2 separate regions of the Homo sapiens genome follow, and region 1 is linked to region 2. Evidence: chromatin loops called from intact Hi-C (ENCODE). Cell type or tissue: Caco-2. All regions are shown on one strand. Links, peaks and the distances in the headings refer to the core of each region. The heading gives the core; the rest is flanking DNA. Region 1 has its middle 89 kb from the start of LINC02628. Region 2 has its middle 28 kb from the start of LINC00838.

Region 1 (15,353 bases), core at 6,875-14,874, 290 kb after region 2:
CATGGCTGCAGTAGAGCGATCTATTAGGTTGGTAGGAAAGCAATTGCAGCTTTTGCCATTACTTTAATTCGAGGCAAAAACCCCAAATTAAAGGTTAAATTTTGCCAAATTCATTGGCAAAAACCGCAATTACTTTTGCACCAACGTAAGGAATCTGACTCAATATATCCCCATTGTCAGCTGATGGTTTCTAATGTATAACTCCTCCGGCAAAGCATACACGGCTAGTTGCAATGAACAAAGGCTTGCTTTAGGAAGAAACTCTCACGGACAGCACACAGGGTGATTTTGAAAGTGTAGGCAAGATCCTTTTAGGAAGCAAGGAAAGCGTGTGTATGGATTTATGTCTGTGTGGGAGAACACAGCTGTAGATAATAGTATCTTCATGTTATTTCTCTTGCCTATCATCCCTTGCCCATTTAAGGGAGTTAATGTGATATTGTGTAAGGAATGGAAGTTTAAATGACTTAATATATAAAGTGAAATATTATTAAAATATTATGTTCAATTCTGCACTTGAATCTTTAAAGGGGATAAAAACAAATGGAAGCTTTTTTGGAGCAGGGCAACCAGACCAGAAGAAACCACACTCTCTGAGGAACATTAAAGGAAATGGGAGAAGTTGTGTCTGGAGATGAGAGGCTCGGGAGGGATATATTAGGTGTCTTTAAATATTCGAGGCATTGTCATAAGGGAGAAAGACTTTAATTATTCTAGTTAATTTTTAGGGATACGGAAGGACAGATCTCAGCTTATAATAAGGAGTTTTTTGTTGTTTTTTGTTTTGTTTTGTTTTACTTTTTGGTTTGTTTGTTTGAAACAGGGTTTTGCTCTGTCACCCAGGCTGCAGTGCAGTGGCTGAATCTCAGCTCACTGCAACTTCTGCCTCCTGGGTTCAAGTGATTCTCCTGCTTCAGCCTCCCAAGTAGCTGGGGTTACAGGCACATGCCACCATGCCTGGCTAATTTGTGTGTCTTTAGTAGAGATGGAATTTCACCACGTTGGCCAGGCTGGTCTCAAACTCCTGACCCCCAGTTATCCACCTGCCTCAGCCTCCCCAAGTGCCAGGATTACAGGCATGAGCCACTGCGCTCGGCCTAAGGATATATTTTCTAAGGATCAGAAAGATGGGAAGATTTGGTGGTCCGTGAGCCTCCAGCTGTGGAGGAGTTTGGACCCCATGTGGCTGATGGCAGGTGAGAGAAGCCAATGCTGGCAAATGATTGGGTCAGGTGATCCCCAAGGGCTCTCTCAGTTTAGGGAGGTTATGATGTTAACAGAGTGACTTTGGCTAAATTACCACCTGGGCCTCCATTATCTCACCTATAAAATGATAGATCTAGACTAACTCAGCAATTGTCAACTACTTTTTTCATAATGGTTCAACAAACTTCCTTTTCCTCTCCCTCCACCCCTGCCTACCTGCTCCTAAATGAAATCTTATATAGAATTCCAACATAAAGAAAGTTTAAGGGAAACTTTAGTCTCTGGAAAAGGGAATTGAAAGCCCGGAGCTCTTTCCCCTCGGCCTCCGGCCTTCCACTCTACCTTTTCTTCCTCTTGGGCAACCTCTGAGTACCTCTGTGGAATCTGAGAATTACAATCTAAAAAACACAAGATTAGGCCCACCACGGTGGCTCACCCTGTCATCCCAGCACTTTGGGAGGCTGAGGTGGGCGGATCACTTGATGTCAGGAGTTCAAGACCAGCCTGGCCAACATGGTGAAACCCCATCTCTACTAAAAATACAAAAATTAGCTGGGTGTGGTGGCGTGCACCTGTAATCCCAGCTACTGGGGAGGCTGAGGCAGGAGAACCGCTTGAACCCAGGAGGCGGACGTTGCAGTGAGCCAAGATCACAAGACTGCACTATAGCCTGGGCAACAGAGTGAGACTTTGTCTAAAATAAATAAATAAATAAATAAATAAATAAATAAATAGATAAAAACTACAAGATTAAAAGCTTTCTAATATTCTTACCAGATCTACATTTTTACTATTGTCATATAATTCTACTATTATTCTTTAGCCAGATTAATAAACATTAAAAATTTCTTTTTCTACCTGTTGCAAGCTTGAGGCTTACAGAAAAGAAATTATGTTGCACAGTGGTTAAGATTACGAACTTCACTTAGAACCATAAAAGCTTGGGTTCAAGTTTCTACGCTGTCTTATTAGTTTGGTGACAAAGGGCAACTTGATTAGACTTTTTAAGCTTGCCGTTGTAGAGGTAGAACGAATACCCCCACCTTATGGAATCTGGGGGAGGAGTAAAATGATCATTATGTTTACAATGTGAAATAAGCCCTCAACAAGGTGGTTATTTCATTAATAAAAAGACCAACTAAAATGGAATGAAAAAATTCTCACACATGGTGACAATTTCTTATCACTGGTAGTAAAAACTAGAAGTCAAAAATTTTATAACTATCTTCCAAAACTTGGCATAAGCCCATCTAAGGGAGGAAATCCGATGACATTGCTATCAGACCCCTCTGACTCTTCTGTGTGGCCTTAAACAAAATCCTCAGCTGGTTTAGGATGCTGTCCCATTAATCAAATGAGACTGCAGTATTAAAAAGATGCCCTCTGGGGAGGAGCCAAGATGGCCGAATAGGAACAGCTCCGGTCTACAGCTCCCAGCGTGAGCGACGCAGAAGACGGGTGATTTCTGCATTTCCATCTGAGGTACCGGGTTCATCTCACTAGGGAGTGCCAGACAGTGGGCGCAGGCCAGTGTGTGTGCGCACCGTGCGCGAGCCGAAGCAGGGCGAGGCATTGCCTCACCTGGGAAGCGCAAGGGGTCAGGGAGTTCCCTTTCCGAGTCAAAGAAAGGGGTGACGGACGCACCTGGAAAATCGGGTCACTCCCACCCGAATATTGCGCTTTTCAGACCGGCTTAAGAAATGGCGCACCACGAGACTATATTCCACACCTGGCTCAGAGGGTCCTACGCCCACGGAGTCTCGCTGACTGCTAGCACAGCAGTCTGAGATCAAACTGCAAGGCGGCAACGAGGCTGGGGGAGGGGCGCCCGCCATTGCCCACGCTTGCTTAGGTAAACAAAGCAGCCGGGAAGCTCCAACTGGGTGGAGCCCACCACAGCTCAAGGAGGCCTGCCTGCCTCTGTAGGCTCCACCTCTGGGGGCAGGGCACAGACAAACAAAAAGACAGCAGTAACCTCTGCAGACTTAAGTGTCCCTGTCTGACAGCTTTGAAGAGAGCAGTGGTTCTCCCAGCACGCAGCTGGAGATCTGAGAACGGGCAGACTGCCTCCTCAAGTGGGTCCCTGACCCCTGACCCCCGAGCAGCCTAACTGGGAGGCACCCCCCAGCAGGGGCACACTGACACCTCACACGGCAGGGTATTCCAACAGACCTGCAGCTGAGGGTCCTGTCTGTTAGAAGGAAAACTAACAACCAGAAAGGACATCTATACCGAAAACCCATCTGTACATCACCATCATCAAAGACCAAAAGTAGAGAAAACCACAAAGATGGGGAAAAAACAGAACAGAAAAACTGGAAACTCTAAAACGCAGAGCGCCTCTCCTCCTCCAAAGGAACGCAGTTCCTCACCAGCAACAGAACAAAGCTGGATGGAGAATGATTTTGACGAGCTGAGAGAAGAAGGCTTCAGACGATCAAATTACTCTGAGCTACGGGAGGACATTCAAACCAAAGGCAAAGAAGTTGAAAACTTTGAAAAAAATTTAGAAGAATGTATAACTAGAATAACCAATACAGAGAAGTGCTTAAAGGAGCTGATGGAGCTGAAAACCAAGGCTCGAGAACTACGTGAAGAATGCAGAAGCCTCAGGAGCCGATGCGATCAACTGGAAGAAAGGGTATCAGCAATGGAAGATGAAATGAATGAAATGAAGCGAGAAGGGAAGTTTAGAGAAAAAAGAATAAAAAGAAATGAGCAAAGCCTCCAAGAAATATGGGACTATGTGAAAAGACCAAATCTACGTCTGATTGGTGTACCTGAAAGTGATGTGGAGAATGGAACCAAGTTGGAAAACACTCTGCAGGATATTATCCAGGAGAACTTCCCCAATCTAGCAAGGCAGGCCAACGTTCAGATTCAGGAAATACAGAGAACGCCACAAAGATACTCCTCGAGAAGAGCAACTCCAAGACACATAATTGTCAGATTCACCAAAGTTGAAATGAAGGAAAAAATGTTAAAGGCAGCCAGAGAGAAAGGTCGGGTTACCCTCAAAGGAAAGCCCATCAGACTAACAGCGGATCTCTCGGCAGAAACCCTACAAGCCAGAAGAGAGTGGGGGCCAATATTCAACATTCTTAAAGAAAAGAATTTTCAACCCAGAATTTCATATCCAGCCAAACTAAGCTTCATAAGTGAAGGAGAAATAAAATACTTTATAGACAAGCAAATGCTGAGAGATTTTGTCACCACCAGGACTGCCCTAAAAGAGCTCCTGAAGGAAGCGCTAAACATGGAAAGGAACAACCGGTACCAGCCACTGCAAAATCATGCCAAAATGTAAAGACCATCGAGACTAGGAAGAAACTGCATCAACTAATGAGCAAAATCACCAGCTAACATCATAATGACAGGATCAAATTCACACATAACAATATTAACTTTAAATATAAATGGACTAAATTCTGCAATTAAAAGACACAGACTGGCAAGTTGGATAAAGAGTCAAGACCCATCAGTGTGCTGTATTCAGGAAACCCATCTCACGTGCAGAGACACACATAGGCTCAAAATAAAAGGATGGAGGAAGATCTACCAAGCCAATGGAAAACAAAAAAAGGCAGGGGTGGCAATCCTAGTCTCTGATAAAACAGACTTTAAACCAACAAAGATCAAAAGAGACAAAGAAGGCCATTACATAATGATAAAGGGATCAATTCAACAAGAGGAGCTAACTATCCTAAATATTTATGCACCCAATACAGGAGCACCCAGATTCATAAAGCAAGTCCTCAGTGACCTACAAAGAGACTTAGACTCCCACATATTAATAATGGGAGACTTTAACACCCCACTGTCAACATTAGACAGATCAACGAGACAGAAAGTCAACAAGGATACCCAGGAATTGAACTCAGATCTGCACCAAGCAGACCTAATAGACATCTACAGAACTCTCCACCCCAAATCAACAGAATATACATTTTTTTCAGCACCACACCACACCTATTCCAAAATTGACCACATAGTTGGAAGTAAAGCTCTCCTCAGCAAATGTAAAAGAACAGAAATTATAACAAACTATCTCTCAGACCACAGTGCAATCAAACTAGAACTCAGGATTAAGAATCTCACTCAAAGCCGCTCAACTACATGGAAACTGAACAATCTGCTCCTGAATGACTACTGGGTACATAACGAAATGAAGGCAGAAATAAAGATGTTCTTTGAAACCAACGAGAACAAAGACACCACATACCAGAATCTCTGGGACGCATTCAAAGCAGTGTGTAGAGGGAAATTTATAGCACTAAATGCCTACAAGAGAAAGCAGGAAAGATCCAAAATTGACACCCTAACATCACAATTAAAAGAACTAGAAAAGCAAGAGCAAACACATTCAAAAGCTAGCAGAAGGCAAGAAATAACTAAAATCAGAGCAGAACTGAAGGAAATAGAGACACAAAAAACCCTTCAAAAAATCAATGAATCCAGGAGCTGGTTTTTTGAAAGGATCAACAAAATTGATAGACCGCTAGCAAGACTAATAAAGAAAAAAAGAGAGAAGAATCAAATAGACACAATAAAAAATGATAAAGGGGATATCACCACTGATCCCACAGAAATACAAACTACCATCAGAGAATACTACAAACACCTCTACGCAAATAAACTAGAAAATCTAGAAGAAATGGATACATTCCTCGACACATACACTCTCCCAAGACTAAACCAGGAAGAAGTTGAATCTCTGAATAGACCAATAACAGGCTCTGAAATTGTGGCAATAATCAATAGTTTACCAACCAAAAAGAGTCCAGGACCAGATGGATTCACAGCCGAATTCTACCAGAGGTACAAGGAGGAACTGGTACCATTCCTTCTGAAACTATTCCAATCAATAGAAAAAGAGGGAATCCTCCCTAACTCATTTTATGAGGCCAGCATCATTCTGATACCAAAGCCGGGCAGAGACACAACCAAAAAAGAGAATTTTAGACCAATATCCTTGATGAACATTGATGCAAAAATCCTCAATAAAATACTGGCAAACCGAATCCAGCAGCACATCAAAAAGCTTATCCACCATGATCAAGTGGGCTTCATCCCTGGGATGCAAGGCTGGTTCAATATATGCAAATCAATAAATGTAATCCAGCATATAAACAGAGCCAAAGACAAAAACCACATGATTATCTCAATAGATGCAGAAAAAGCCTTTGACAAAATTCAACAACCCTTCATGCTAAAAACTCTCAATAAATTAGGTATTGATGGGACGTATTTCAAAATAATAAGAGCTATCTATGACAAACCCACAGCCAATATCATACTGAATGGGCAAAAACTGGAAGCATTCCCTTTGAAAACTGGCACAAGACAGGGATGCCCTCTCTCACCACTCCTATTCAACATAGTGTTGGAAGTTCTGGCCAGGGCAATCAGGCAGGAGAAGGAAATAAAGGGTATTCAATTAGGAAAAGAGGAAGTCAAATTGTCCCTGTTTGCAGACGACATGACTGTTTATCTAGAAAACCCCATCGTCTCAGCCCAAAATCTCCTTAAGCTGATAAGCAACTTCAGCAAAGTCTCAGGATACAAAATCAATGTACAAAAATCACAAGCATTCTTATACACCAACAACAGACAAACAGAGAGCCAAATCATGGGTGAACTCCCATTCACAATTGCTTCAAAGAGAATAAAATACCTAGGAATCCAACTTACAAGGGATGTGAAGGACCTCTTCAAGGAGAACTACAAACCACTGCTCAAGGAAATAAAAGAGGACACAAACAAATGGAAGAACATTCCATGCTCATGGGTAGGAAGAATCAATATCGTGAAAATGGCCATACTGCCCAAGGTAATTTACAGATTCAATGCCATCCCCATCAAGCTACCAATGACTTTCTTCACAGAATTGGAAAAAACTACTTTAAAGTTCATACGGAACCAAAAAAGAGCCCGCATCGCCACGTCAATCCTAAGCCAAAAGAACAAAGCTGGAGGCATCACACTACCTGACTTCAAACTATACTACAAGGCTACAGTAACCAAAACAGTATGGTACTGGTACCAAAACAGAGATATAGATCAATGGAACAGAACAGAGCCCTCAGAAATAATGCCGCATATCTACAACTATCTGATCTTTGACAAACCTGAGAAAAACAAGCAATGGGGAAAGGATTCCCTATTTAATAAATGGTGCTGGGAAAACTGGCTAGCCATATGTAGAAAGCTGAAACTGGATCCCTTCCTTACACCTTATACAAAAATCAATTCAAGATGGATTAAAGATTTATACGTTAGACCTAAAACCATAAAAACCCTAGAAGAAAACCTAGGCATTACCATTCAGGACATAGGCGTGGGCAAGGACTTCATGTCCAAAACACCAAAAGCAATGGCAACAAAAGCCAAAATTGACAAATGGGATCTAATTAAACTAAAGAGCTTCTGCACAGCAAAAGAAACTACCATCAGAGTGAACAGGCAACCTACAACATGGGAGAAAATTTTTGCAACCTACTCATCTGACAAAGGGCTAATATCCAGAATCTACAATGAACTCAAACAAATTTACAAGAAAAAAACAAACAACCCCATCAAAAAGTGGGCGAAGGACGTGAACAGACACTTCTCAAAAGAAGACATTTATGCAGCCAAAAAACACATGAAGAAATGCTCATCATCACTGGCCATCAGAGAAATGCAAATCAAAACCACTATGAGATATCATCTCACACTAGTTAGCATGGCAATCATTAAAAAGTCAGGAAACAACAGGTGCTGGAGAGGATGTGGAGAAATAGGAACACTTTTACACTGTTGGTGGGACTGTCAACTAGTTCAACCATTGTGGAAGTCAGTGTGGCGATTCCTCAGGGATCTAGAACTAGAAATACCATTTGACCCAGCCATCCCATTACTGGGTATATACCCAAAGGACTATAAATCATGCTGCTATAAAGACACATGCACACGTATGTTTATTGCGGCACTATTCACAATAGCAAAGACTTGGAACCAACCCAAATGTCCAACAATGATAGACTGGATTAAGAAAATGTGGCACATATACACCATGGAATACTATGCAGCCATAAAAAATGATGAGTTCATATCCTTTGTAGGGACATGGATGAAATTGGAAACCATCATTCTCAGTAAACTATCGCAAGAACAAAAAACCAAACACCGCATATTCTCACTCATAGGTGGGAATTGAACAATGAGATCACATGGACACAGGAAGGGGAATATCACACTCTGGGGACTGTGGTGGGGTCGGGGGAGGGGGGAGGGATAGCATTGGGAGATATACCTAATGCTAGATGACACATTAGTGGGTGCAGCGCACCAGCATGGCACATGTATACATATGTAACTAACCTGCACAATGTGCACATGTACCCTAAAACTTAGAGTATAATAAAAAAAATAAAAATAAAAATAAAAAATAAAAAAAATAAAAAGAAGGAAAAAGAAAAAAGAAAAAAAAAAAAAAAAAAAAAGATGCCCTGTGGGTGGATCACCTAAGGACAGGTGTTCGAGACCAGCCTGGCCAACATAGTGAAACCCTGTCTCCACTAAAAATACAAAAATTAGCCAGACATGGTGGCGAGCATCTGTAATCCCAGCTTCTTGGGAGGCTGAGGCAGGAGAATAGCTTGAACCTGGGAGGTGGAGGTTGCAGTGAGCCGAGATCACCCCATTGCACTCCTGCCTGGGAGTGCAACAGAGTGAGACTTGGTCTGAAAAAAATAAAAAATAAATAAATTTTAAAAGATGCCCTGAAGAAGGATCGGGGGTTCAGTTTATCCAAGAGAGCACTAACTTTTGGGACTAATTTTCCAAAAGCCAAAAGCCAAAAGCCTTCTTGGCAAAATCTCAGCGCTACCTCTTATAACCCTGCCAAACAGTCTTAGTGCTTTATTTTCTGTCTAGGGACCATCTATACTTTTTACCTAAAATGGAAGTGTATTTGTTCAGCAAACATTTGCTGCACACTTACTCTGTATAGAGTTTTAGAGGAAAACAAGGAAACAGAAGAAATCACATCTTTAAAAGGCTCACAGTTTAATTCAGAGACTTGCAGCCGTACCTTAGAGTTAGGCTAAGAGGGTTCACAGTGACCTTGGTTCCTGCTACTCATCTTCCCTTCCTAGTTATTTCTCTTTGCATCCCTCCTTTGCTAAAGTCTGGAGCTCTCTTGCTGCTCTCTGTCCATCTAAAGTAGCCTTTTGCATTCATTTACATAGACACATCTTTTGATGTTCCATGCTCCAAAACGAACTCTCGTGTTTTTTTCCATATCCCTAATAAGGACTCCCATGCTACAGAGTCTGACCCTAAATGTCTAAAGAAAACAGTCTTACGTGGGGATAAGGTGAACAAGATTAATAGGCTTAATTCTCCCCTTTCCCACCTCTCACTTAGGGAGGATTTATGTTTTAAATAACCTTTACACATGTAAATTAATTAGTCTGAAACAGTGTCATTGGTGGGATGTGTGAGCAGGGTGCTTGAGTGTCGCTTTCTGTTCTGATCGTGTGCTGACCTCCATGCTAAACTCTGAAATCACACATCAGTATGGACTCATTGAATAGTTACATAGAAGGGCCTATCTAGAAACAAACAAATGAAAATTACGTGGAGTATACATGGCTTCATAACATTTGAGGGCAAGCAAAATACAGAGAAACAAATCAAGGAAAAGGTTTGTTGAGACAGACTCCCTGGGGTAGGAATGTTTTCATGTGGGTTTTCAAGGGGGTGACGTCATATGCAAACCCGATCCCACTTTTTCTCCTTTCTTAGAAGTTCTGAAAGAGAGATGAGAGTGCAGATATAGATGAGGATAGTCTGTCTAAGGATAATACCAAAGGTAAGTGTGCTTTGAGGTTTAAAATATTTGCTGGAAGCTATTTACTGACTGGTTACTAGGAGACAGCATGACTCATTGCTAACTTCCCCTCCGGGGCCAGCGTTCAGTCATTTATCACCTAGCACATTGGATCAAGACTGATAGAATCTTTAGAAAAAATTATGGAGTTCTCTATTCTAGTAAGGAGGCACTAAACTGTGGAAATAAAATGATCCCTGAAGATGAGGTCCACTGAGAAAGCATCCCGACATGTGTTCTGTATGTACTAACAGTCCAAGGATTAATGTGTGGTGGAGAGATATATACAAGATAAAATACAAACAACGTACATATTAAACAACTGTACAAAGCAATATTAAACCAACGTCAATAGTGAATACTGTATCTTCCCTGAGGACTTCCCCCCCGACCCCCACCCCAGTTTCTGAATGAATATATTTACATTATAACTCGGTATTCCTAATTTCCATGAAACAACACACTTAAATATTCCTTTAATAATCTTTCTAAAGATTCAAATAAGTAGAATAGATGAGGGTAGATTCCAAACAATCAGGTCTTTCAAGATAATTCATAAATTTAAATATAAATTCTAAGATAAATTTGGAAAATATTGAGGGTTGAATTGACATATGGGAAAAAATTAGTCAAATCATTTATACATTGCCCACAACCACAGGGGCATCACTATAATGTAAAGTTTATTGGAAAATTTTTTTTAGATAGAATCTCACTGTGTCACCTGGGCTAGAGCACAGTGGCATGATCACAGCTCACTGCACCCTCAACTTCCCAAGCTCAAGCCATCCTCCCACCTCAGCCTCCTGGGTAGCTGGGACTACAGGCATGCACTCCATGCCCAGCTAATTATTATTACTATTATTTGTAAAGATGGGGTCTTACAATGTTGCCCAGGCTGGTCTTGATTCCTGGACTCAAGTGATCCTCCTACCTCAGCTTCCCAAAGTGGTGGGATTACAAGTGTGAGCCACTGTGCCCAGCCTCATTGGGAATTTTTACAAAGAAATGTCTTGACATATTTCCATAACAACAACATCAGAATTGTCAGAGACAAAGCCTAGATAATATAAACTTCATCTGATAGGAGAAGGAAAGTATTTAAACATCAAAAGAATGGGAAATGATGTTTGTGCAGTTATGTTTGTGAGTGTGAGAGTGAGTAAGCGTGCAGCATATTGTAAAAATAAGCGAAAGGTGATGTGGCAAGAGTGTGTTTTGAAATATTTATTGAAGCTTTCACTCTGTGTTTTGCCTTGACCTTCGCCTGTTCAAAGAGGTATCAAGGTCCGTGCTGTGGTAGGGTTCCCTACTGTAAAAGCTGTCAAAATTCTGAGTCCATTGAGAAGATCGGTGGCTTAAGAAAGAGTGCAAAGTGCAGCTCTCTCACGGGGAGAGAAGAGAGAGTAAAAGACAGAGAAGGAGGGAGGGAGGAAAGAAGAGGAGATTGCATTTTCTCAGAGCAATTAAGATTTCCCTAGTCCAGGCCAGACACAGTGGCTCACGCCTGTAATCCCAGAAATTTGGGAGGCCAAGGCAGGTGAATCACCTCAGGTCAGTAGTTCAAGACTAGCCTGGCCAACATGGTGAATCCCCGTCACTATTAAAAATACAAAAGTTAGCCAGGCGTGGTGGCGCATGCCTGTACTCCCAGCTACTCTGGAGGCTCAGCTACTCTGGAGGCTCAGGTAGGAGGATCACTTGAACTTGGGAGGTGGAGGTTGCAGTGAGTCGAGATTGCGCCACTGCACTCCAGCCTGGGCAACAGAATGAGACTGTCTCAAAAAAAAAAAAAAAAGAAAAAAAAATTCCCTAGTCCAAGAGTATGAGGATCTGCTCCTGCTCCCTGAGGCCATGGCGGGACCTCAGGGAAGGTGAGTGTGTGATACACCTGGGGAAGTGCCCCAAGACTCTTGGTCCCAAGCTTGGTACAGAAGCCCACAGAACAGAGATTATCACGTGGCCAGGGACAATGTGCCTCTCAACAGGCATCAAACAGAGGGGCCTAGTCTATCCAATATCTTGACATGTCAGGCAGATCCCCAAGCCCTGCTCAAATCTGCTGAAGATGGTGATAGAGAAACCTCAAGAATGGTCAAGCTTTTATTTCCTCCAGCCCAGTGGGAAAAGGGCTTAGAGAGGATATTACATTGATTTATGGAAAATAAAGCATCTGAGTTTATAGACTAAGATTTATACCTGCTACAAAAGTATGAATCCTTTTATCCTATACATATATATACACATATATACTAGAGGGCACATGCTACTGAGACATATTGCTTGGGTTCAGATTTTGCAACACTAACTAGCTGCGTGTGATTTTAGGAAGTTTCTTAACCTCACTGGCCTCAGTTTCTGTGAAACTGAAATTAATCATAGCACCAATTTCACATGGTTGTTGTAAGAATGAGATGAGATCATCTGTATCTTTGGCACAGAACAAAGGCTGAACAATGATAAGCTATCATAATAATTATTATTATTATTTATTTTTCTTCCATAAATGTCCCAGTCACTACCTAAATGTGAAGGAGAGATCTAGTCCTAAAAAAAGGTTTCCATTGACAGCTCAAGTTATTCGTGGATTTTCTTTCATGATAGCCTTAAGAAATAAACAAATAGACAAAAGTCTCTGTTTTTCTTTGGCCCCTAGGTGACCACTAAATTACATGTGAAACAAAACATGTTCAAGAGAAATGTCCCTGGAAGAAAGGAATTTTTCCTAAATCTTAAATAGCAAGTTTCTTGAATCCTAAATAAGGGTAGTGTCACGCCTCTGCCAAGTAGGAATGTCAGTATGGGGGTAGGAAGTCCAGCTGTATCCTCCCATCAAATGGAAATTAGTTGGATTCCTGATGCTAAGGGTTCCCATGGGCTCTTCATATGACAGATAAGAGGACGAGGGGGGTGAAGAATTATTATTTATAAATAACACACCAGAGTGCCTGAGGTTGGCCAACCTTAAATTCAATGTTCAAAGTTTGGAGCAGGTGTCTACAAACTTTTATCCCTAAGCCACACTAAGAGGACTATTTATGAAATACATCTGTATCCTTGGATGGCTATGACAATTGGTAATGGTCATTGGGGTATTATACGAAATATGTTTGGTCTTTGTTCCCAGTTCCTGACATGGGGTTCCTAAAACCCCTGGAATCTTCTGAGTGATAGGACTATTTTTGTTATTTATAATGAAGCCACTTGATCACTTTCTGAGTTTATGGTAAAGAGATTACGTAGGGTGACACCCCTAGATAGTCTCTGTATGGAGCCAGTCAACAGAAAGACAAGGTGATTAGAGGATTAGAAGGTTGGAGCTGTCAGCCCCACCTACTGATAGCTGGTGGGTTGGTGGGGGGCAAATAGAAATCAAGCTTCACAAAAACTTGAACAACAAGATTTGGTGAGTTTCCAGTGGCTGAATACAGGGAGGTACTGGGAGGGTGGAGCCCCAGAGACGGGGTGGAAGTTGTGCACCCCCATAACTCACGGTATCCATCTCTTCCTCAGCTGTTTATCTGTATCCTGTGTAATATCCTTTATAACAAACTGGTGAACATAAGTAAGTGTGTTTCCCTGAGTGCTGTGAGCCATGCTAGCAAATTAAACCCATGGAGGGAGTAGTAGGACCCCCGATTTATAGACGGTTAGTCAGAAGCACAGGCGACAATGTACTAACCTTGCAATTGGTGTCTAAAGTTGGGGAAGCATTGTGAGACTGAGCCCTTAACCTGTGGGGTCTGACACCATTTCCAGGTAGATAGTGTCACATTGAATTAAATTATAGGACACCTAGTTGGTGTCCACTGAAGAATTGCTTAGTGTGTGGGGAAAAATCCTCACACATCTGGTCCCAGAAGTATTCTGGGTTCACTATGAGTGGATGTATGTGGAAGGAGACAGGGACATGTGACCACCCATCCATGCAACACAGCACACTAGGTGTTCACTGAGATACGGGCGTACCTCGTTTTATCGTACTTTGCATTATAGTGCTTCATAAATGTTGCATTAAAAAATTACGAATTGAGGGTTTGTGACAACTCTGCACTGAGCAGCACATTGATCGGCACCATTTTTCCAACAGCAGGTGCTCACTTCATATCTCTGAATCACATTTTTGCAATTCTCCCAATATTTTAAACTTTTTCATTATTATTGTATCGGTTATGGTGCTCTGTGATTAATGATCTTTGATGTCAGTTACTATTGTAATTGTTTTGGGGTTCCACAAACTGTGCCCATCTAAGATGGTGCACTTAATTGATAAATGTTCTGTTTGTTCTGATTGCTTCACTAACTGGCCATTCCCTGTCCCTCTTCCTCTCCTAGAGTCTATTTCAGAAGACACAACAATACTGAAATTAGGCCAAATAATAACCTTCCAGTGGTCTCTAAGTGTTCAAGTGAAAGGAAGAGTAACACATCTCTCACTTGAAGTCAAAAGCAGAAATCATTCGGCTTGGTGAGGAAGGCATATGGAAAGCTGAGATAGGCTGAAAGCTAGGCCTCTTGGGACAAACAGCCAAGTTGTGAGGGCAAAGGAAAATTATTGAGGGGAATTAAAAGTGCTACTCCAGTGAACCCACAAAGGATAAGAAAGTGAACTGGTCTTATTGCTGATATGGAGAAAGTTTTATTTGTCCGGATAGAAGATCAAACCAGTCACAACATTCCTGTAAACCAAAGCCTAATCCAGAGCAATGTCTCAACTCCTTCAATTCCATGAAGGCTGAGAGAGGTCAGGAAGCTGCAGAAGAAAAGCTGGAAGCTAACAGAAGTTGGATTGTTATGTTTAAGGAAAGAAGCCATCTCCATAACCTAAAAGTGTGAAGTAAAGCAGCAAGTGTTGATGGAGAAGCTGCAGCAAGTTATCCAGAAGATCTAGCTAAGATCATTGATGAAGGTGGCTACACTAAACAGCAGATTTTCAATGTAAACAAAACAGCCTTCTATTCGAAGATGCCACTGAGGACTTTCATGGCTCGAGATGAAAAGTCAGTGCCTGGCTTCAAAGCTTCAAAGGACAGGCTGACTCTCTTGTTAGGGGCTAATGAAGCTGGTGACTTTGAGTTAAAGCCAGTGCTCATTGATCATTCTGAAAATCATAAGACCCTTAAAATTATGCTAAATTGACTCTGCCTATGTTCTAGAAATGAAGCAACAAAGCATGAATGATACCACATCTGTGTACAGCATGGTTTCCTAAATATCTTAAGCCCACTGTTGAGACCTGCTGCTCAGGAAAAAATATTCCTTTCAAAATGTT
Region 2 (16,609 bases), core at 4,797-12,796:
CCGGGTGCTAAAATTAAGCTTGGCAATAGCCTACGGGGTCAGAAAAATTTGTCCTGGTGACCTGGGGCTTCCAGAGACACACAGACAGGCAGGAAACAGGTGAAGCAGAACTGGGGAGGAGATGCCCTTCCAGAACTGATATGAAAAATGTCCAGGATGAGCTTGTGAAGGAATTGAAAAGGGGGATGGTGGTGATCTTAGCATGCAATGTTATGAAAAGGCTGGGAGAGGGAGGGAGCTGTTTTCTCAGGAGACTGAGACCTGAAGAGACTGCTGAAGAGACACTGTATTTGTCACAGCAAGAATAATCAGTATGTTGGCATTTGGACTCTGGTGACAGGGATGAAAATGAGATTCTGTGAAAGACACATCAGAGTCAATAGGCAGGAGCTTGGCTATGGCAGGAAGGATGAAACAACCAAATTGAGACAATTTTCTGAAGAAAGTGAAATTGCCAATAATTGCCTCAAACTGAGTATGTAGGGTAGGGGGGGATGTGGGGTGCTTAGCAGAAAGAAGGGGGAGCTCAGTCTCCATTGTGTTAACTTTGAGCAGCTGCTGAGGCCTCCTGGTGGGAACGCCAGGGAAACAGTTGGATAGATTACTGCCCAGAGGGAGACAATGGCTTTTGGATTTGTATGGCCGTCGGATCCAGCACACTGACTCTCTCTTTCTCTTTTATAACTTAACGTGGCTCCATGTGACCTTCTACCTCTGCATGCGTACTTCATGTGATCGAGACTGAGCCACGGGTGAGAAAGTTTGTAAGAGATCTGCACTCAGTGACACATTTCAGCAGAGCTCTATTCACTAAAAATAGGGGTGAGAACCATGCCTTGCTTAGGCCAGCTTGTATGTGACTTCCGGATTTCTATTTATCAACAGGCTTTGACTTGGTGCAGCTGCGACAAATTGCATGCATTATTATTTGTGTGTCAGCCAGCGAATGCCCATCTCACACGGGGCCACTGGTGAGTGTCAAGTCATGAGAATACCAATAATTCTTATATTTCCGAGGCAAGTGCCCTATAGAGAGGACTCTAAAAGCATCATATAATTGCCCACAGGATGCTCTAATGAGATAGGAAGGGAGAAAGAGCTGTTTCCCTGTATTATCTTTGGAAACTGGAGACATAGGTTAAGTGAATTGTCCAAGATCAAACAAGAATGACAACTGGACTCCTTCTCACCTCTCTCAAAAAGTGGATTTTCTCAACCCTGATCTTATTTCCTGTGAATAATGTGCATTGAAACCTGCATTCGGAGACCACCTGCTCAATCCAATCTCCAGGAGCTTCTAACAGGCATTAAATGGGAATAGAACCTCTTTCAAGGGCCAGAAAGATCACTTCTTAGAGGAAAATTAATCCTTAATAGGAAACACATCCTGAGGCTGCTGGGGGCCTGGGGAATACAAGGTCTCTGGGTGATGCTTGAATCAGTTTTCACACACAAACGCACATGTGCACACACACACACACACACTCCCCCTGCCTCAGATTGTTTAAAAGCTTATAGAGCTATAAGAGTTAGGAGTCACACATAGAGCCCCAGGATCTCATTTCATGTGCTACCTTAAAAGTCAGTGGGGAGTGAAATAGAAAAACTTTGCCATAGGACAAGACACAGCCATGTAGAGCCATGGGAAGGAAATGGAAAAGACCATAGCCAGACAGACATGTGAATGTGGAGTCTGAAGAGAAACAAAATGGCAAAGCGCCAACACTTTGGAGAATAAATGATGCCTTTTAGGCCCCAGAGCCTGGGACAGCATTAATGGTTTATGGAAACGCCACCGTGCCAGTAATGGATATTGTCAAAACTGGGTTTGATTTAGTGGTAGAACAGTTACTAAATGCTATGGTCATTTTTAGCATAAGCTTTAATATAGATAGATAGAGATAGCGATAATACATAGATATAGATATATACATAGATATAGAGATATACATAGATATGGATAGACATAGATATATAGATGGATATAGATAGATATAAATATATAGATAGATATAAATATATACATAGAGATAATACATAGGTGGATATATAGATAGATATATATAGATATAGATAGATAGATAGATAGATAGATAGATAGATAGATAGATAGATTCAAAGACAAGGTCATTATCCCAACACCTCTTTAGAAAACAGGACCATATGATTGTAAAGGGAGATAGTATTTTTATTATTTAAAATTCATTTTCAGATACTATTTAGGCCTGTGTCTTCAAATAGCTTCCTTTCATCTTCCCACACTCATATCCTATCATTATTCTATGTGAATGTGTTTTGAGATCCATATTGAGAGGCTACCTACGTGATCCAACTCCAAAAACCTCTCGTAGACATTAAGGAATCAAAATACTGCTTCTCTAAGGTGATGGTAAGCTCATTTTTATAGGAAAATAGAAGCTTACTAAATCTGCTGAAACAACTGGTATTTTCAGTCCTCATTTAGTTTCTAGGGAGAAGGTCATCTCTTGCTGACTATTGCAAAACTATGCCAGAGGTAACAGAAATGTTGTGTCTATTGAAATTTAGTTCCCAGAGAAGGGTCTTAAAACTATTCATTAGTTTTTGTCTTTATATTTTTTGTTGCTTTTTCTTATTTATTTAGGCTGTTTAGGAAAAAATAAAGCTTCCATCATGTATAAGCCCAGCATTTTAGAGGCCTTTGCTGTAAAATACCATACAAGTGGGCAATCTTCCAGAAATTTTCAACACCTTTTGTTGAAGAGTGGGCATGTAATCACACAGACGTGGGAGTGTTGGCATTGTCTTCTCATTTAATATCTCTGTGGAATAGATGTTCTCCTGTGGAATAGTAGGGCTGTGAGGTACCTAAGAGAGATGATGGCACCCAGGTGGGTGATACTTGTTCTGATGCGAAGACAGGAAGGACTTGGAGTTAGCTGCCTGGGTTTGACTCTCAGCTCCGCCTCTGCCTCCATGGGCAACCACAGGCAACCAAGTTAGTCTTTCTGCACCTGAGTTTCTTCATTCATAAGATGAGGATGGGCTGGGCATGGTGGCTCACGCCTGTAATCCCAGCACTTTGGGAGGCTGAGGCAGGCGGATCACCTGAGGTCAGGAGTTCAAGACCAGCCTGGCCAACATGACAAACCCCGTCTCTACTAAAAATACAAAAATTAGCTGGGTGCGGTGGCAGGCACCTGTAATCACAGCTACTTGGGAGGCTGAGGCAGGAGCATCTCTTGAACCCGGGAGGTAGAGGCTGCAGTGAGCCGAGATCATGCCACTGCACTTCAGCCTGGGCAATACAGCGAGACTCGGTCTCAATAAATAAATAAATAAATAAGATGATGATGATATTAGTGCCTGTCTCCCATTGGTGCTGAGAAGATTCAAAAAGCTAATGAGTGCACAGCATAGAACATTTGTGGCCGAGTTTTCTGCTATCACTGTCATCGCTATAATTTTTATTAGTGTTTCTCTTGGCTATCAATTTATATTTATGGCATCTCTTTTGGTAATTTTCTGGAGCTCTGAAGTCCCTCTCTGGTCTGTGGCTCTCTTTATTTTCCTTGGGAGTGTGTGTTGTACACAACATAACTGTTGCTATCGAAATAAAACGAACTTCAAAGGCTACAAACAGCTGCTCGTTTGTTTAATATATAGCATTGGCAATTCCAACAAATAGTTGGTCAAGGGTCCCTTGTCCGAGCCAAATTTTGCTCTTCAATATTATTAACGAGGATTTCACAGATAAACCGTGGTTAAGTCAAACTTTGATATTTGCATAAACACACTCAGCCGCAATCACACGTGGGAGGCTCCTTTTGAGAGCCTGCAAGTAAACGTTCTTCAGGGACTGGATTACAAGCCAGCAGAAGTCACAGCCCCACATGGGAGCTGCAGCGATCACATTTCTTTCTTTCTGGGGAAAGAACTAGCTATAGGTTGGTGCAAAAGTAATTGTGGTTTTTGCCTTTTTTTTTTTTTTTTTTTTTTTGAGACCGAGTCTCACTCTGTCGCCCAGGCTGGAGTGCAATGGCACAATCTTGGCTCACTACAATCTCCATCTCCTGTGGGATTACAGGGGCATGCCACCATATCCAGCTAATTTTTGTATTGTAGTGGAGACAGGGTTTCACCACGTTGGCCAGCCTGGTCTGAAGCTCCTGACCTCAGATGATCTGCCCGCTTCAGCCTCCCAAAGTGTTAGGATTACAGGCTGAGCCACTGTGACCAGCCGCCATAATTTTCAATGTAAAAACCTCAATTACTTTTGCAGCAACCTAGTATATAGAGACTGGATTACAAACACCAAATCCCTCCGTCAGAGCACTGGGGCAGAGCTTCCTCAGAGCCCACTTAGAAGTGGGCAGGTTTTCCCTCTCCTCGCAGGACCCCTGGCTCCAGGCTCCCCTCCTCTCATTCTGAGGACCCCTCAGGAAGCGCAAGGGCTCTGCATTTGTTCTGACTTCATTTTCCTATCAAAACCGACTAGCTTTCCAGCCTGCCCTTCTACACTCTGCTAGGAATAATCTGATAAACTGAATCTAGTTGCTTAGACTGTGTGTGTGTGTGTGTGTGTGTGCGCGCCCGCTCATGACGTGTGTGTATAAAACAGCATAAGTGCAGAAATCGTCTTGAAAAACACTAATGGTAGAGTCTGTTAAGCTCCCAGATTTAAGTCACATTTTAGCAAATGTCCATGATGACTTCAAATAAAAGAGAGAATAACGTGGAGAGGCCCAGTTTCAAGATCAGTAGGAGAGACTTGTTGGAGGAAGTGTTTCTACTATCTCTCAAGTCCTGTGACATCTCTATGGCAAGTTCAAATATTATGTTGGTCTTGAAAACAGCATTAGAGATCAAATGTTGCATACACCAAATCCAAAGGTCCTGGGTTGACTGAAGCTTTGTGGCCATTGATTATTTTGAAATGGTTTCCTGTTGGAAAAGACCATAAAAATGGCTGGGAGACAGTGTGAAGTAGTGCCAGAGTTTTGAGGCTAGACCAGGGTTTCCAGTCTTGGGCTGTGTGTTAATATCATTAAGGAATGTGGCATGTTTCCAACAGCAACAGTGACTGTGCTGTCCTGCCCCTCCGCAAGCATCCAACCTGGGAGAGTAGTTTGAAGAGATAACAAGCTTCCTTCCATCTCCTCCATCTCTAGTTAGGAATCACCTATCTGGCTGGGCGCAGTGGCTCACACCTGTAATCCCAGCACTCTGGGAGGCCGAGGTGGGTGGATCACTTGAGGTCAGGAGTTGGAGACCAGCCTGGCCAACATGGTGAAACCCCGTCTCCACTAAAAATACAAAAATTAGCCAGGTGTGGTGGTGCGTGCTTGTAATCCCAGCTACTGGGGAGGCTGAGGCAGGAGAATCGCTTGAACCCAGGAGGCAAAGGTTGCAGTGAGTCGAGATCGTGCCACTGCACTCCAGCCTGGGCAACAGAGTGAGACTCCATCTCAAAAAAACAAAACAAAACAAAAACAAAAACAAAAACAAACACAAAGAAGAATCACCTACCTAGTCCTACTGGTTCTAAGTCCTAGTTATGTGAATCATCAGCTAAGAGAGTTTGATAGGTTATTAAGCCTCTCTTAGCTTTCTCATCTGTAAAATAAGGACAATAATATCTAGCTCACAGTATGGTTAAGATTGAATGAGATAACAAGTCAATTGCCTTGCCCATTGTAGACAATCCCAAAATGTTAGTTTCATTACCCACTTAGTCAATTCCCTCGTGGCTGAAATGAGGCCTCCGGAGGTTAAGTGAGTTGTTCCAGATCAACACACATCAGATATTTCTACATATCAGTGGCCAGGATCTTACAAATTATAACTGATTGACAAAGTTCATCCTCAACAAAGCCCGTTGGCCATCGATGTCCTTTCCAGAAACACAGAGGACATGATTCACTCTGGGACAAGTTCTTCTCAGGTCTCAGGGTAGATGTGAGCTTTCAGGCCGTCAACTTCTAACAAATTATGTCCAACGCAAGTATGGTAATTTTGTGACAATCTTTACTCTGCTGGAAGTTGAGATGAGACGACCAAATATATAATTTTCGTGTTTCAATTTTTCTACACCACGTTATTATCTTTAAATAGAAAATGATGTACAAACAGAATGGTTAGGTGCTCTTCCCCCACTTCTTTCCTGTTAGGTCTCTTCAAGCCTCAGTCTTCAAGCTGTCTAGAAAGTGCTGCTTTCAAATATGAAGGGCAAAAGTTTCAATTGGCCTGCTTTCTCTGGCCTTCTGTTATTTCCAGGTGCTGATTCTCAGTGCAAAAACTCCAATTTACTCGTGTAATTACCCAATTTATATGCACAAAGGTGGGCTGCCACTCACAAAAATTAATGCAGCCCCAAATACTGCAGGTGAGGCCAGTTCTTATGTGATTCTTACTTAACTCATTCAGACCTGGCTAGGAATTTCACTGGCTAAATTATTTAAGTTATGCCACATATCTTAATTTTATGTTAGTTCCTTGATGTGGCCCTAATCTGATTTGTCCTCAGGTGAATCTAGATTTGACTTTACAGGCAGCGGTGAGCTTCAGTGACTTCTTCAGAAGGGTGATGTGATGCTGCTGGAATGTTTACACAATGAATGATTGACTGAGACACATGAGGAGGCCATCACCACTGAAGCAATGAGTACTGGCTGGAACATGGCCTGGAGATCTGGAAGGGGTGGTAGGTGGGTAAGAAAAGGACTTGTTTCTCAAGAAAGTTGGTCATACTCAGGTTGACTGAGATGATTCTAAGAGTCTCAAACTGCCTAAGAAAATAATACGGGTTGTCTTTGACTAGAGGGAGAAGTGATTTAAGCGTTCTTGTGTAAAGACATTAAGCTTGGTAAGGACATGGGCTTTGATGGAGGGGACCACACCTCATTCATTTCTATTATTATTATTATTATGAGACAGTGTCTCTCTCTGTTGCCCAGGCTGGAGTGCAGTGGTGCAGTCTCAGCTCACTGCAGCCTTGAATTTCTGGGCTCAGGCAATCCTCCCATCACAGCCTCCTGAGTAGCTGGGACCACAGGCACATGCCACCAGGCCCAGCTAATTTTCTGTATTCTTAGTAGAGATGAGGTCTTGCCATGTTGCTCAGGCTAGTCTTGAACTCCTGGGCTCACGTGATCAGCCTGCCTGCCTCTGCCTCCAAAAGTGCTGGGATTACAGGTGTGAGCCACTGTGCCTAGCATCCTGTAGTTTTTTTATACAGTATTTTGACCTGAGTGCATAGATGTTCAATCAGATATTTGGTGGATAATTGACTAAGTAACATGGGAACATCTGAACAATAGGATTAGAAGGCAAAGCAGGTCCAGGATGGCTGAGTCAGGTTTTGGTATTGAAGTTTTATATGACTGACAATTTTAACTATGTAAGATGGCCAGTGAGTAAAAGATATGTAAAAACAGCATGTTCCAAGGAATATTCTTCTCTGACAGATTTCTATCTGTCTGGGTTACTTGATCTGGTTGGTTGTCTCTGGGTGGCTGGCTTTTCCTTACCCTACCATTATGCTAACAGCAAGAGAAAGTGGAGTTCGGTGCCTCTAAACCTGGACTGGTATGGCTGTTAGGAGGCAGGAGGAAAATGATTTTACCTGCCATTGAAAATGGTAAAGTCATACTCATGAAGCCCCATTAAGGCAGGACCGTCCTTTGCCCTGAATGTGATTCTGCAGCCAGACTGTGCACGCAGGTACCCAGTGATGACAAGGGGACCCTGACAGCTAGGCAAATGACAATCAGGTGGATACCATAAGCCTGAAGTTACGCAATGTTCATATCTGCCCCGAGTTTACTTCTATTAAAAGCTGCTGCATACCCATAGTATGTGTCTATCTTTGTGCCTGGCAAGATTTTTTTAAGCTCTTAAAATGACTTGCCATTTAGGTAGGCAAGGCTCCAAATAATGAAACTGGAAACCAGAGGCTGGCTTCGTGTTTTGAGTGGCCTGCAAAGAGGAAATTTCCCCTTCTCTCCTCTCTCCTTTCTCTCATCTCTTTCTCATTTTTCCTTTTGGATTATCATCATGCAGTCTTCGTGTGCCGCTCATTTATTCAACAATCTGTATACATTTAACATCCAATGATTAATGATTTCCCTGACAAATTTAAGGAGACAATTGCACTAAAACTCCTCTGATATCTATAGCATATTTAAAAGTCTCATTTAGGCCGACTGTAGTGGCTCACGCCTGTAATCCTAGCACTTTGGGAGTGTGAGGTGTGAATCACTTGAGGCCAGGAGTTCGAGACCAGCCTGGTCAACATCGTGAAACCTCGTCTCCACTAAAAATACAAAAATTAGCCGGGTGTGGTGGTGGGTGCCTGTAATATCAACTACTCAGGAGGCTGAGACAGAAGAATCACTTGCACCTGAGAGGAGGAGGTTGCAGAGCCAAGGTTGTGCCACTACACTCCAGCCTGGGCTACAGACCAAGACTCTGTCTCAAAATAAATAAATAAATAAATAAATGTCTAATTTAACAGTAACATCCTTGGCTTTTGATGCTTTTTTATTGCCTTATTATTATTATTTTTTGCATCAACTCAGGATCAGCTGCAATCTTTTCTGCTTCTTCTCTGGTTCTCCATATCTGTGGGCTTCCCTGGCTCCTTTTGAAGGGAAGCATGGTAATGAGAGAGGGTAATGTACAAAGGTCAGAATGTGCCCTTTTTGCTCTGGCAAGCCAAAAATGTTAACGTGACTGGTGGTGCTAAAAAGCAAGCTCCCAAATTGGCCTGTTAATCTTCACTGGTCACGTTTGAGGAATTTTCTCTATCCCACTTTCCTGATAGGGAAAGTGAATTCCAAACCCGAGGCCAATACTTTCAAGGTTATGGGAAAAGTAAATACTTTAGTGTCTGCAAATAATCCTTTCTTGCTGCAAGAAAAATGTACCTATTAATAAAATAAAAATTGTTGTGCAAATATTTCTTTAAAGAGAGACAATAAAAATGTCAAAGTGTTTTATATAAAGGCCTCCAGCCCATTGTAAATGTCCTGAGTGACTACTAATGCTGTATTAACCCCAGAGAAAACTGCTTGTAGGACATGAGCTCAGGAGTTCTGGGCTCTGGGAAGCACGGTTTGAGCTGAGACCCTCTCAGCTTATATAAAAGATAAGTGGAAGGTGGCCTCCTTTCAGGAGGGACACATCTCTCCTTTGCTTCAAAGTGGTTTAATATGAAATATATTTGGCCTTTGCCCCTGGTTCCTGATACTGAGTTCCTAAACCCTGGTAATTTCCTGAGTGATAGGAATGTCTTTTGTTATTCATAATGAACCCCTTTTGATCACACCTAAGTTTATGTTAATGAGGTAACTTAGGGTGGGGTCCCTAAATAGCCTCAGGTTGGGGCTGAGGAAAGACCAAGCCATTAGAAAGATGGAATTTTCTGACCCACACACTAACTTCTGGAAGACTGGGGGAGCTTGGAGGCCAACTTCTATAAAAACTCTCCAACAAGATTTGATGAGCTTCTGGGTGGTTGAACATGTGGAGATGCTGGGAGTGTCAAAGGCTTTTGAGCCAGAGCAATTCCATCTTGAATAGGGGCTGGGTGAAATAAGGCTGAGACCTACTGGGCTGCATTCCCAGGAGGTTAGAGCATTCTAAGTCACAGGATAAGATAGATAGGTGGTTGTCAAAAGATACAGGTCTCAAAGACCTTGCTATAAAAAAGCATGTGGTAAAGAAGACGGCCAGAACCCACAAAAACCAAGATGGCAACAAGAATAACCTCTGGTCACTCTCACTGCTCAGTATATGCTAATTATAATGCATTAGCATGCTAAAACACTCCCATCAGCGCCCTGACAGTTTACAAATGCCATGGCAATGTCTAGAAGTTACCCTATATGGTCTAAAAAGGGGAGGAACCCTCAGTTACGGGAATTGCCCACCTCTTTCCCTGAAAACTCATGAATAATCCACCCTTTGCTTGGCATATAATCAAGAAATAACTATATAAGTATAATCAGCTGTGCAGTCCACGCCACTGCTCTACCTAAGGAGCAACCATTCTTTTATTCCTTTACTTTCTTAAAAAACTTACATTCACTTTACTCCGTGGACTTGTCCTGAATTCTTTCTTGCATGAGATCCAAGAACCCTCTCTTGGGGTCTGGATAGGGACCCCTTTCTGGTAATAGGAGGGTGGTATGCAGGAGAGGGCATGGAGGCTCTACAACCCCCATACCTTGCCCTCTCCATCTCTCCATCTGGATGTTCATCGCTGCCCTTTATAATAGACCAGTAAATGTAAGGGAACTGCTCCCTTGAGTTCTGTGAGCCATCATTGTGTTACTGAGCTGAACTGGAGTCTGCTCACCTGATGCGTAAAGTCAGACACTGAGAACCAGGTTTGCAGCTGGAGAAAACAATATTTATTGGAGGGCACCGTGCAAGGAGAATGGGCAGCTAATGCTTAAGACCCAAATTCCCCAATAACTTACAGGCAAGGGTTTTTATTGTTTATTTATTCGTTTGTTTGTTTTTTGAGATGGAGTTTTGTTCTTGTTGCCCAGGCTGGAGTACAATGGTGTGATCTCAGCTCACTGTAACTTCCGCCTCTTGGGTTCAAGCAGTTCTCCTGTCTCAGCCTCCCAAATAGCTGGGATTACAGGTGTGTGCCACCACTCCCGGCTAATTTTTTGTATTTTTAGTAGAGACAGGGTTTCACCATGTTGGTCAGGCTGGTCTCGAACTCCTGACTTCAGGTGATCTACCCACTTTGGCCTCCCAAACTGTTGGGATTACAGGAGTGAGACACTGCATCCGGCCAGGCAAGGGTTTTTTAAAGGCTGGGGTACATTTCAGGAAAACAAGTTGCAGGTCAAATCTTAAACCAACACATGGAGGTTAAGCCTTAGTCTGGCCTGTGGATGTGACTCCTTCCAGGCCCCTCAGGAAGAAATTTAGAGAAAAAAATGGCAGTCAGAGTTCAGTCCTCAGTTTTCCTGTAGCTGACAACCATGTGATGTCATGTGAGTTGCTTCCAAAAAGCAATGCAAGTACGTATGTCAAGATGTTACCCTTCCATCTCTATAGCGAGCCCAAACACCTTATGACTCTGGCTTGCTTGGGAGACTATTGCTACTATCTTCTTGCTGATCAGGCTGCTCATTTACATTTTTTTTTTTTTTGACACAGGGTCTTTTTCTGTTGCCCAGGCTAGAGTGCAGTGGTGCAATCATAGCTCACTGCAGCCTCCAGCTCCTGGGCTCAAGCAATCCTCCCCCCTCAGCCTCCTGAGTAGCTGGTAGCTGGGACTACAAGCGCATGCCATCATGCCTGGTTAATTTTTGTATTTTTCGTAGAGATGGGGTTTTACCATGTTGGCCAGGCTGATTGTAAACTCCTGGGTTCAAGTGATCCACCCACCTTGGCCTCCCAAATTGCTGAAATTATAGGTGTTAGCCACTGGGCCTAGGTGCCTGGAAATTCCCTTATAGAGACTCAAGACTTCTGGCAGGCCCCTAAGAGGGATCCCTGCTCTGTCTCGCTAGCAAAGTATCCAATCCAAAGGGGTGGAATCATGAGACCCTGATTTATAGCCAGTTAATCAAAAGCACAAGCTGCATCCTGTGATTCGCCATTGGTGTCTGAAGTGGGGGCAACCTTGTGGGGCTGAGCCCTCAATCTGTGGGTCTGATAGTAGCTCCAGGTAGTGTCAGACCCAGTGACAGAACTGAATTGAATTATAGGACACCCAGCTGGTGTCTGCTGGAGAATTGCTTGGTGTATTTGAAAAACAAAAACAAAAACCACACACACATATCTGGTTGCAGAAGTGTTCTATGTTGAGTGTGAAAGCAGAGAGAAAAAACAGTTTGATTTTTCCTTTACATAAAGGTTCTGAGTAAAGGAAGGAGTGGAATGAAACAGAAGGTTCTGGTATCACCTGGTGTAAATGAAATTCAGGGCAATCCATAACAAAGTCATCTTTTACAGCTCTAACAATCAGAAAGCTTAAATGTGTTTTATTTTTAGGTTTATAACTTATAACTGGGAAAAATGTTACATCTCAGATATCCACTCTTCACACTTCTTTTGTCTTCCCTTCCCTTCTCAGTGAGCACCAAGCCTCTCCCAAGTAAGGAAGATTTCAGGACCAAAACATGGTTCAAATCACAGACCAAGGACAAAGGCAATCCGACTCTGGTGGGGTGATGTGGATGAGGATGTCACTCAGAAAGCTGGCTGAGGCCAGGTGGGGATCACTTGAGCCCAGGAGTTTAAGACCAGCCTGGGTAACATAGCAAGACTTTGTTTCTATAAAAATTAAAAAAAAAAAATTAGCCAAAAGGCATGGTGGTGTGGACCTGTAGTCCCAGCTACTTGGGAGGCTAAAGTGAGAGGATCACTTGAGCCCAGGAGGTCAAGGCTGCAGTGAGTCGTGATCACATCACTGTATTCCAGCCTGGGTAACAGAATGATACCCCCATCTCTATAGGATACAAATAAAAAAAAATAGCAAGTCATGGTGGCACACACCTGGAGTCCCAGCTACTCGAGAGGCTGAGGCAGGAGGATCACTTGATCTCTGGAGTTTGAGGCTGCAGTGAGCCATGATTGCACCACTGCACTCCAGCCTGGGCCACAGAGCAAGAACTCATCTCAAAAAATAAAAATTAAAAAAAAAGTGGTCAGCATGAGGGGTCAGAAGCAGAAATACAAAGATACATTATCCTCAAGTCAAGGCAGAATGTGACAGTTGTCATAATTCATGCACAAAGAAAGCTGTGGGTCTTCAGAAGACAGTAAGGCCACATCCTGTGAGATTTTAAAAAAATGGTAAAAGAAAACCAATGGTTGTGGTTCAAAGTGCTCAAAAACCTAAGGTTAGATAGGAGTGTCAGATATTGAGCAAATGTGATCCTGTTGTTTTAATTTTGCATTTTTGTTTTGAGTATTGGTGGTGTGTTTGAGCCATTCCCTTAAAAAGTAAAGGATATGCATCCTTTTTATTTTATCAATAGATACAGCTTTCTTGTAGCAAGAAAGGATTATTTGCAGACACAAAAATATTTATTTTCTCTTCATTTTCAAAGTACTTGCCTCAGGCTTGGAATTCACTTTCCATCATGAAAGTGGAATAGAGAAAATCCCCCTTTATTCCTTTTGTTATTGCAAATTTGAACATAACTTTCATGTCTGTCATTATACTAGCCATTTTGAGCACTTATGTGTCAGACCCTGGGCTGGGGCCTTTAGTGACAGGATCCTACTTAATCTTCCCATTTTACAGATGAGGAAACAGAAGCTCAAATTGCTTAACTGGTCCAAGATCCCAAGAGACTTAAACCAGGGATGTCTGGTGTGGAGGCCCAAGCACCTTCAGTTTCACTTCACTGCTTGGGACTGGTACTCCCTCAGGTCACATTGGGACTATGCCCACATGAACCACCTTTGCAAGATTATGGTGGTAAGAGAAATCTGACATAGCTGACGCCATCTTGCTTCTGACCTCTAAGCTGTCCTTGATGATTCCTGCGCATAGGCCAAGCTAACTTTGGGAGAAGTTTAGTTTATAGTTTAACTTGAAGGCAAAGATGACCATAGTCTCTCCCTAAAATTAACGCCCTCCTTGTTTAGGGACTGAAAACCACCTTTGTGAGTCTAATAAGAGAGCATGAGAATAGGATTATGGGAAGGGCATGAACTCTGCTAAAATGTAAGTATAGTTTCTATAATCCCTTACTGCTCAGAAGTCCTGTAGCCAGGAGTCACAAGGTTTGTGATTTCCTCAGTTGCGCCTATAGACAACATTGCTATTGAAAAACCGAAGATTGGTTTTTGGAGATATTTCTCAAACTGACCCTACCCAGACTCATGACTCATGACTCAACTGGTCTTGTGGCCCTACACCCCTATGATTTCATTCACAACAAATCAGCAGCACCCATTTCCTAGTCCCCTGCCCACCAAATCACCCACAAAACCCCTGACCTCTGAGCCTTTAGGAAGACTGTTTTGAGAGATAACCTCAATTCTCTCACATGGGCCAGCCTTGCATTAGTTAAACTCTTTCTCTACTGCAATTCCGGGGTCTCAGTGAATTGATTTTGCCTGTGCAGTGGGCAGGAAGGACCCACTGGCAATTACCCATGCATTGCAGTTGTAAGGGAGCCATTGCCTACCTGATCCCTTCTATCCTTCTCCTTCCCCATGGCTCTTGAAACTTTTCTGTTCATTGGTTGGTTCTTGGTTCTTGAACTTAATTTACTCTCCTCCATTGTGTTTGAAGTGAATTTGTTGCATGGCTTTGTTTGCTTTTATTTTTATTTTTGAAAACAGTGTTTTGATGGGGTTTGAGAGAAAGAGGTGGTGGAGACACTAGAAGCCTGAAGGAAGCAGAGTCACAGGCATTAGTGATAGGAAAATGATAGTATAGACCAGGGATTCTGAAGGAAAATTGTGTTCTTCCTAATTCTGTTGAGGCCAGCTTTGCTTCTTAATCCAGAAGATGTTGTCTCCTAGGCCCCGTACTAAACTTAACACTGAGGTTTAGGGGGTAAAAACTAGAAGAAGAAAAAGGAACAGAAACCATATAATATTTGGGTAATGTATTTAAAAACTTTGCCTTCTCCTTCCAAAATTACAGGCATTTTTTTTTTACATTTTTCGTCATGTGTTGGCCTGCAATTTACATATTCATTAAATAATTAATTACTGATGTACATGAAAGAGACAATTTTTAAGTATGCATTAATTTATTAAATTGAACATCACATAATATAATCTGTAAATATAATCTGTAGTCCATGGGTATGCTTGCAGAAATCTGCAGAGGAATCCCCCCACATTTTGTGTTAAATTAAGGCAACTCTTCATGCTTTGAAATGTGCCTCTTGCTGGCTTTGCATGTATTTTTGTGAGGAATACAAATAAGTGGACATAAATAAAACATTTAAAAACTATTACCCATCAAGACTGCTATACTTAATATCCGAACTTAGGGAAACCAGATTGCTTTTATTTGCTGGCTTTCTAGGTAGAGGAATATTTGAAACTGCTAAATGTTTTGAAGGTAGTATTAAGGGATTAGTAAACTGAAATTTTAACTTCCATAGATCTAGAATTATCTATAGATAAAGTCGTGAAAGTCTAAGGCTAGTTTGAGAAAATCAGGGTTTGCACCTTTTAAAATAATACAATGAAGAGTTGAGTAAATGTCTTCAGGACATGATGAGTGATGAAAGCAAATCTTCACCTGTAAGACTAAATTATTTTTAAATGCTCTGTATTTATTTATTTTATTTTATTTTTTTGAGACGGAGTCTGTCGCTCAGGCTGGAGTGCAGTGGCACAATCTCGGCTCACTGCAACCTCTGCTTCCCAGGCTCAAGTGATTCTCCTGCCTGTCTCCCAAATAGCTGGGATTACAGGCATGCGCCACCACTCCCAGCTAATTTTTTGTATTTTTAGTAGATAGGAGGGTTCACCATGTTGGCCAGGCTGGTCTTGAACTCCTGGCCTCAAGTGATCCACTCACCTCTGCCTCCCAAAGTGCTGGGATTACAGGCGTCAGCCACTGCAACTGGTCACATATATTTATTTACTTATTTATTTAATTTTTATTTTTATTTTTTTGAGGACGGAGTCTCACTCTGTCGCCCAGGCTGGAGTGCAGTGGCGCAATCTCCACTCACTGCAAGCTCTGCTCCCCCGCTAAGTTCATGCCATTCTCCTGCCTCAGCCCAGCTGGGACTACAGGCACCCGCCACCACGCCCGGCTAATTTTTTTGTATTTTCAGTAGAGACGGGGTTTCACCATGTTAGCCAGGATGGTCTTGATCTCCTGACCTCGTGATCCACCCGCCTCGTCCTCCCAAAGTGCTGGGATTATAGGAGTGAGCCACCCCACTCGGCCATATTTATTTTTTGACTGTCACATATGTCCGTTGGGAAAATGAAAATACAGAATATAAATAATTTTTTTTTTTTTTGAGACAGAGTCTTGCTCTGTTGCCCAGGCTGGTGTGCAATGGTGTGATCTCAGCTCACTGCAAACTCTGCCTCCCAGGTTCAAGCAGTTCTCCTGCTTCAGCCTCTTGAGTAGCTGGGACTACAGGCGTCCGCCAACACGCCCGGCTAATTTTTGCATTTTTGGTAGAGGTGGGGTTTGTTGGCCAGGCGGGTCTCGAACTCCTGACCTTAAGTGATCTACCCGCCTTGGCCTCCCAAATTGCTGGGATTACAGGTGTGAGCCACCTCGTCCAGCCAAGAAAAATATTTTAAGAGAAGCATTCACAATTCTACTACCCCAATTTTGGGGGGAGTGCCGTAAGAATACATATTCATCTACACAAAGTAATTACATAAATATATTAAATAAACAATTAAACAACCACCTTTTACCATTCAACATTTTTTATCTTAAGCATTTTCCATAATATTAACTATACCTCAAAATATCATTTTTGAGGACTGAATGAATTATTATCTTTTGGATGTCCAAAAATTAATATTACCAGTATTCCATTGGTACGCCACTTATAATTTATTTAGCATAAATAAATAACCCTAATGGACAATCTTATCATATGTATTTATCTTTAGGTTTGTGTGTGTTTTTGTATAGATGGTTAAGTAGCTC

Evidence for each region. A loop is a pair of places that touch in the nucleus more often than their neighbours do. Peaks named below come from ENCODE experiments on the same cell type or tissue, not always from the same donor. Only the 100,000 strongest peaks of a DNase experiment are listed, where the experiment ranks them.
Region 1: it touches region 2 in a loop (5-fold over the local background); 3 of 110 quality-filtered maps call a loop at or near these places.

What each region holds. Positions count from the first base shown.
Region 1 is chr10:33,504,115-33,519,467 of GRCh38, reverse strand. No RefSeq gene overlaps it. Among named protein-coding and RNA genes, the nearest start is that of LINC02628, 89 kb to the left of the region's middle. RefSeq lists enhancers at 1-294, 2,872-3,463. In Caco-2, for the core only: no CTCF peak of the experiment used is centred there; DNase peaks (open chromatin) are centred at 10,147 and 11,387.
Region 2 is chr10:33,791,908-33,808,516 of GRCh38, reverse strand. No RefSeq gene overlaps it. Among named protein-coding and RNA genes, the nearest start is that of LINC00838, 28 kb to the right of the region's middle. In Caco-2, for the core only: no CTCF peak of the experiment used is centred there; DNase peaks (open chromatin) are centred at 6,606, 8,706, 9,086, 9,546 and 2 weaker places.